Linked DNA regions of Homo sapiens: region 1 is linked to region 2. The links are chromatin contacts, found by Hi-C in ENCODE. All regions are on one chromosome and are shown on one strand. Each heading gives the region's core, a stretch centred on a gene start or an enhancer-like site at or near the end of the contact. The rest is flanking DNA. Distances are from core to core; before and after follow the strand shown. Region 1 overlaps PRKCE (protein kinase C epsilon). Region 2 holds the start of EPAS1 (endothelial PAS domain protein 1).

Region 1 (3,470 bases), core at 490-2,989, 350 kb before region 2:
TAGGGTGTGCACTCAGTAAATTACTGTTGGTCTAATGACGAGGTCCCCGCAGGAAGGATTAGAACACGAATGGAATACAAATTCCTCTCTTTCCTGTGCTTTGTTGTGTAAGCACGCTTTGTTTTATGATTCTGCGATTAACTCTTGGAAAAAGTCACTTAATCTTCTTGAGATTCAGTTTTTTTCAACAATAAAATGAATTATAATGCATTATGTTTATTATAGTACACATGTAACTAAATGAGTATATATATCAAAATTTTCTGTAAACTTCATTTTTAATTAAACATCAGTGGAAATATGCTTACAGTAAAACATTTAACAGTAACAGTGCTTTAAAAGTATAAAAGAAAAGTTGTCCCCCCAACCTCTTATTCTCCACTCCCCAGAAGTTAGCTGCTGCTGTTCTTAATATACTTTAGAAGTGTTGCACAAATACATGTGATCATAATTCCCATTTATTTCACATAATATTTCTACTTTTATGGCATTTTGTAAATTGATGAATCATTTTAGCCAAAGAGGATGATTGTATCTCGGCGCTAGGATTCAGCTGTGAAGATTCAGGAGGCTTTAAGAGCTCATTTTAGGTAATTTTCTGCTTTTGAATATTGTAGAAAAGAAATTCCTTTGTTAAAGGACACAATTAAATATACTCCAAAGCAGACTAACATTCATTTATTCCTTTATTTAAAAAATGATTTCGCAGTCATCATGTGCAAAGCAGTTACCCAGTCTATGAAAGTTTAGAACCATAGCGTCTAAGCCAGCACATAGGAGTTGCACGTGGGTCCTATAGCTCAGAGTACATCTGCCAAAAGAGGGATAGGGCAGAGGGCCACGGAACTCACTGTGAGCCCCTCTAGCCGGGGCTTAGGAAGGTCTGCCAGGGGGCGCTAACATTTGGACTTGATCTTGCAGGTTAGTTGTAATTTAGTTTTACAAGATTAACTATTTTTCTCCCACAAAGACTCAAAATGGTTGAGGTTACACATGCCAGAAACATGCCAGAATTCCTTCTTTCCAGAGCCTTTTTTTTTCTGTCTTAAATGTTTTCCAGTTCCACTGTCTCAGAGGCCTTTGAGGAGGACACAGAATATAAAGTTCTCACCAGACGCCAGGATATAACAAATGTCAGCTAAGTTACACGTCTTAGCAGAAACCAAGCCTCCTCTCCTGCTTTCTGGGTCCCCTTTGTCAGGAGAGTTCCCAGTTTGCAGAATGCACCAGACAGCAGCAGGGGAGGCTGTGTCTGTGTTAAGTAAACAAAGGTGAATTTGGAGTGACCGCGCAGTGAAACTGCCCAGTCTAGATCATCAACGCAGGATTGTTTAAGTTGTTCAAGCTAGAAAAGGCACAGAGTGTTTGGTCCACTCACGTGGTTTTACAGTTTTGGAAACTGAGGCATTGAGCTGTGATGTGATTCGTTCAAAGGCAGATAGATGGTGGGGGCGATGGCTGAGTCAGATGTGGAAAGAATATAGGTATTATGAATCTATTCCAGGACTCAACCATGTTGGCAACCCTGCAGGGCCATTCTATGCATATTCTTGACTAGATTCATTGATCCCAAAGCCTTTTAGGCCCGAATCACTTCGTTGGTGACTCATTTCTTCCCTCCATTCTGCTTTGACTGCTGTCCATTTGCTCCATTCGGACTTTTTGATGCTCCTTTTGTTCCCCATATTGTGGGGTGCCTCAGGGTTCCAGGGCTGTAGGAAAAGCCTCAGCGTCTCTCCAGCAGCAGGCATTCCTTATGCATGAGCTCTACAGGAAATGCTGTTGAGCCAGTATAGTATCTAAGGCACAGCTCAGACTGGAGTGATGGCTATGCTGGTATACAGTTTTCAAAACTTATTGACTCGTAAACTTAAGATCTGTACGTTTTACTTTATGTAAATTCGTCCTCAATTTATTTTTATGTATTTAGTTTTTTGAGACAGGGTCTTGCTCTGTCGCCCAGGCTGGAGTACAGTGATGTGATCTCAGCTCACTGCAACCGCAGCCTCCCAGGCTCGAATGATACTCCCGCCTCAGTCTCCCAAGTAGCCGGGACTACAGGTGCGTGCCACCATACCCGGCTAATTTTTTTTTTTTTTTTTTTTTTTTTTTGTAGAGACAGGATTTTGCCATGTTGCCTAGGCTAGTCTCGAAGTCCTGGGCTCAAGCGATCCATCCACCTTGGCCTCCCAAAGTGCTGGGATTACAGGCATGAGCCACTGTGCTGGGCAATCCTCAATTTAAAAACAAAAACACAAAAACCTCAAGTGACTTCACTTATAAATCTTTGGACATTTAGGTTGGCGGATTCCCTTTGAAACCATTTTGCAAATGGATACAGAGGTGGCCCTAGGTAGAGTGGGGACACCTGTTTTTGTGCCCTCAGCCTTCCCTATCCCTGCCCTTTTCCTTTCCAGTAATGCTTCTTCCACTTCTTGTTCCTCTTTCAACTTCCCCCCTTCCTGAGCCTTCCATTGCCAAAACTTTCTCGCATTAGGCAGGGAAACGATGGCCACACCAATGCATTAAGAGTAAGATGTGTTCTGTGAGGATTTCAGTTTCAGAGGAACACCTGGGGAAGGCTGCTGTGTGAGTCCATTCTTGCCTTGCTATAAAGGAATTATTGAGGCCGGGTAATTTATAAAGAAAAGAGGTTTAATTGGCTCACAGTTCTGCAGGCTGTACAAGCATGGCACCAACATCTGCTTGGCTTCTGGTGAGGGCCTCAGGAAGCTTACGATCATGGCAGACGGTGAAGGGGAAGCCAGCATGTCACATGGCGAGAGCTGAAGCAAGAGCGGGGAGGTGTCATACTCTGTCAAACAACTGGATCTCATGTGAACTCAGAGTAAGAACTCTTGTTATCAGGACAGCCCCAAGCCATTCATGAGGGATCCGCCCTGTGACTCAAACACCTCCCACCAGGTCCCACCTCCAACATTGGGGATTACACTTCAACATCAGATTTGGAGAGGACAAACGTCGAAACTATATCAGCCAGGCTACACCACAACCACAGCCGTCACTGGTTGAGCACATGCTATGTACCAGGCACCATACTAAGTGCTTTCCATGAGCTATCACGTTCAACCCTCACAGTCCCCTGCAAGGCAGGTACTCTTATTACCCCTTCCTCAGAGAAGTTTTAAAGAGATGCTGCATAACTGTGCTCCACTGGTGGGGGGCCAGATTAGAACACAGGCATCTGGCAAAGCCAGGGCTGTCTGTCTTTATACAACCCCTTGACAGAAAAGAATGACTTGTTAATGGTGGAATGTCCTGTACTGATGGGGGAAGACCATTTGAAGGACTTCTCTATCTCCTTAAAAGACACCACATGAATGGCCACTTATCCCTATGTGTGAAGCCATGGTTGAATGGTAGTGATGATAAACCAAAAAATGGGGTGGATTCAGTGCAGTGCTCTGCATGTACAAGTTGTTTTGTGTTCATTAATGACTAGGGCTACT
Region 2 (3,918 bases), core at 553-3,052:
TTCCTGAAACCCACCAGCCCCATGAAATAGTTCGCTAGAGAGAGATTTGCAATCTTTGAATTCGTTGACTATCAACCTGTATAGGTGCTCCGTGCCCCGAGATCTGAGAAAATGACAAAATACGTCTACTTCCCGGCCGGGCACAGTGACTCACGCCTGTAATCCCAATACTTTGAGAGGCCAAGTTGGGCAGATCACTTGAGGTCAGGAGTTTGAGACCAGCCTGGCCAACATGGTAAAACTCCCGTCTCTACTAAAAATACAAAAATTAGCTGAGGGTGGTGGTGGGCGCCTTTAATTCCAGTTACTCCGGAGGCTGAGCCACAAGAATCGCGGGAAGCGGAGGTTGCAGTGAGTCGAGATGGGGCCACAGCACTCCAGCCTGGGCGACAGAGTGGGACTCAGTCTCAAAAAAAAAAAAAAAGTATTTCCCAATTCTTCGTCAGTTTTTGCCCTCTCCCCACTTCGCCTTCTCCAGGCTCCTGAAAAGTATCTCCCCCAACCCTTTCTGTGTACACGGGGAAAACACGTGTTCATTTTTATTATGGCGCTGAAACCTACCCTTCTCTTCAAATCGCTTCTGTAGATCGTTCTAGTATAAAATGTGGCAAGAGGCTAAAGGGAGAGATATAGACCAGTTCTTTGGCCCTCGCTTTCCAACTTCAAGTTACACCTGTGAAACTCATGGGTCCTTCCACAGCCTTCAAAAACTAAGGGCGTCCCCTGTCCTCTCCCCAGATGTCCCTTCCCCATCGCCGGTAGCGAGTGGGAGACAGCTCAGCGCGGGGCAGGGGAGCACTGGGCCCGGAGATGGAAGGCAGCGTCAAAAGCGCCGCTGGAAAATCCCTGAGCGCTAACCGTTGCCTGTGTGAGCCCTTAAATCTACAAATTTCCAACACCTGTAGCCTTTGGGTTTCCCAGGACTTCCATCGACCCTGGCGGCAGAGAGGGCAGGCCTGAGATGCAGTGACTTGAGGGCACATGGCCAACTCTTGTCACTCCAAGATCACACTGGGGAACCAGACTGACTTCTCCAATTCTGAACTCGCCCCGGCCTCGGGCGGCTCAAAGGGCCTCCTCTGCCGCATCCCCGCCAAAACCAAACCGCCTGGCACAAGCCGGTAAGCAACCACCCTGCTGGGAGAGGGAAGGAAGAGTAGGCGCAGCCCTAGATCAATTTCCTTGCACTGCTTCTCCCAGACGGTCAAGTCAGCTGCGTCCCACCGAAAAGGGCGCATCGCCCACGCCCGAAACGCAGCCGCTGGGGGCCGAGAAATTATCCCCACCTGGCCCGAGGGCCAGGGACGCAGGAGCGCAGCAGCGTGGAGGGGCTCCGCGCTGGCCCGGCGCTGCCCGCGGTCCTGCCCTCGTTCCAAGGGCACGGCGCCGGTACGAGGACACCGACGCTGTGGCGCAACTGCCGTCCCCCGCAGCAATCCCGGAGCCCGGCTCCCGGCCGCCCCTCGGCCCTGCGCAGGCTGCCTCTCCCCGACGCGGAGTCCCACCCCGCTACCCGCCGCCCAGACGACCTCATAAACAAGTCCTCGAAGTGCGGAGGCAGGAGGCGGGGCGCAGCGCGGGGGCAGGAGGCGGGCCAGGGTCAGGGCAGAGGCTGCGGCCGCGCGTCCCCATTGGCCGGGACGCAGTGAGCCGCCCGGAGCTCGGCGCGGGCGGGGCCTGCCGGCGCGTGCCCGCCCACACACCCGCGCCGGTGCCCGCCCCCCGCCCTCCGCGCCCGCCCCGTGCCCGCCCCAAGCCGGCCGACGGAGTTTTTAAAGTGGGCTGCCGGCCGCGGGAGCTTTACACTCGCGAGCGGACCGCCACACGGGTCCGGTGCCCGCTGCGCTTCCGCCCCAGCGCTCCTGAGGCGGCCGTACAATCCTCGGCAGTGTCCTGAGACTGTATGGTCAGCTCAGCCCGGCCTCCGACTCCTTCCGACTCCCAGCATTCGAGCCACTTTTTTTTTTCTTTGAAAACTCAGAAAAGTGACTCCTTTTCCAGGGAAAAAGGAACTTGGGTTCCCTTCTCTCCGTCCTCTTTTCGGGTCTGACAGCCTCCACCCACTCCTTCCCCGGACCCCGCCTCCGCGCGCAGGTTCCTCCCAGTCACCTTTCTCCACCCCCGCCCCCGCACCTAGCCCGCCGCGCGCCACCTTCCACCTGACTGCGCGGGGCGCTCGGGACCTGCGCGCACCTCGGACCTTCACCACCCGCCCGGGCCGCGGGGAGCGGACGAGGGCCACAGCCCCCCACCCGCCAGGGAGCCCAGGTGCTCGGCGTCTGAACGTCTCAAAGGGCCACAGCGACAATGACAGCTGACAAGGAGAAGAAAAGGTAAGCGGGCGTCCGGGCCGATCAGGGGGCCGGTCCGAGGCCAGGGCCGGGCTGCGCGGGGCAGGCGCGACCGAGAGTGGTTGGGAGAAGAGTGCTGAGAGGTCTTCGGAGCTCGAGGCTCGGTTTGGAGGGCTGTGAGGGGGAGAGCATGTGCCCGGTTTGGGGGCGCGGATCAGCAGCTTTGCAGTGGAGACTTCTGCGGCTCGGAGGAGTCGGGGATTTGCGCGCACGGCGAGGCCAGGAGGCCGAGGGAGATGGCCTGGAGGTCGGAGGTGCTTCCGCGGTGCCTTTGAAAATCTCCCAGCCGCCCCGCAGCAGATTACCGTGGCCACCGGCGCTTGGAAATGTTTGTGGGTGCATGTCCTCGACTTTCTCTGGTCTCTCATTTTGGGGCAGCATCCACGTCTCTATTTTTCTCTGGATTCGCGGAGTCCTTCCAAATGCGCTCCTGTGCCCGCGCCGCGGCCCAAGTGGGCAAAGGGGGGCGGGAGGCGGAGAGCGGCTCAGGGACACGATCCTACCGAGGAGCCAGGACCCTTCAGAGCGCCCCGCTGCCGGGCTCCAGACCCCACCGAAGGTTGGAGAACCCACTTCCTCGTGCCGCACCTTGACTCTGGGGAGAGTAGGTAGTGAGTGACCTGGATTGCCCTGCGGGGGCAGATGGTTCGGTGTGTAGGAAGCGGACGGCAACACTGGATGTCCCTGGCAGGTCCGGGTGTCTGTCTCCGAAGAGGACAGAGAAGGGCAGCCACGATCTGCCCGCCTGCCCTCGCGAGCCTCTCGGCACTGGGTGAGAGGCAACTCTGGCCATTTCTTGCTGCCCTCTCGCCCTCTCCCGGCCGCTCCCAGTCCAGCCGGGCCCGGCGCTACCCGAGCGAGGGTTCGAGCCCTCTGCGCGGCCGCGCAGAAGCAGGCAGGGCCTCAACTTCTGCAAATGTGTGCGGCTCGCCGCCTGTCCCCTTTCTCCTCCTGTCTCCACCCGTGCGGCCCCAGTGGCCTGGAGCTTCCAGCCCCGCGCTTGGCCGCGGCTTGGCGAGGCTATGCTGCGGGAAGCTGGAATCCAACGCGCGGCCGGCTGAACCGCCTGAGCCGCGGGAAACCAGCGGCGGAGCGGCGGTATAGAGGTGCGAGGATGAGGAGGACCGACTCGCTAAGGGAGGGAGGTGACTGGCCGGGAGGGCTCACTGCCGAGGTTGATTTGCTCTTGTTCCAACTTCCACTACGGGACTGGAGCCAGAAACCGTGTATCCTCCGGTCGAAAGCAGCGGTTCCCACCTCGGGGCACCGATAAGGATTTGATAAACGGGAGCGAATCGCGCCTGTCCTGGCTCGGCGCCCGGGCCCTTCACTGCGGGATCGCTAGGGGAGGGGATTGGGCCCTGCTCCCCTTTCCTGGCCGTAGTCCCCCCTTTCTCGTCACCGTCGCGCCCTCAGACCCAAGACAAGTGAGGGAGCCCTGAGACTGCAGCCGGCACATTCCCAGGGCCCTCGGAGCAGTCCTGGGGTTCCATGTCTTTTGAAGGCAGCAGAGCAAGGAAAAGACTCTTAAGATTCCAGTGCGTTTTGTAAAAACCAATCATAATGC

Evidence for each region. Hi-C counts contacts between places; a loop is a spot of excess contacts on that map. Pooled maps may share reads with other maps.
Region 1: a map of IMR-90 shows a loop between it and region 2 (5-fold over the local background). The contact joins the enhancer-like site here to the promoter of EPAS1 in region 2. A Hi-C loop is called at or near these places in 2 of 168 maps with a recorded cell type or tissue (IMR-90 and PC-9) and 4 of 50 pooled maps.

What each region holds. Positions count from the first base shown.
Region 1 is chr2:45,942,571-45,946,040 of GRCh38, forward strand. The region is part of intron 2 of PRKCE (protein kinase C epsilon); the gene reads left to right. Among named protein-coding and RNA genes, the nearest start is that of PRKCE-AS1, 270 kb to the left of the region's middle. Within about 2 kb of position 1,740, at least 3 of the 41 ENCODE cell types and tissues checked have a DNase peak (open chromatin) inside an H3K27ac peak, as active enhancers do.
Region 2 is chr2:46,295,605-46,299,522 of GRCh38, forward strand. It overlaps EPAS1 (endothelial PAS domain protein 1), which reads left to right and starts at 1,803. Exons shown (of 16, transcript NM_001430.5): 1 at 1,803-2,333. The coding sequence starts at 2,308. RefSeq lists silencers at 1,257-1,836, 2,067-2,396.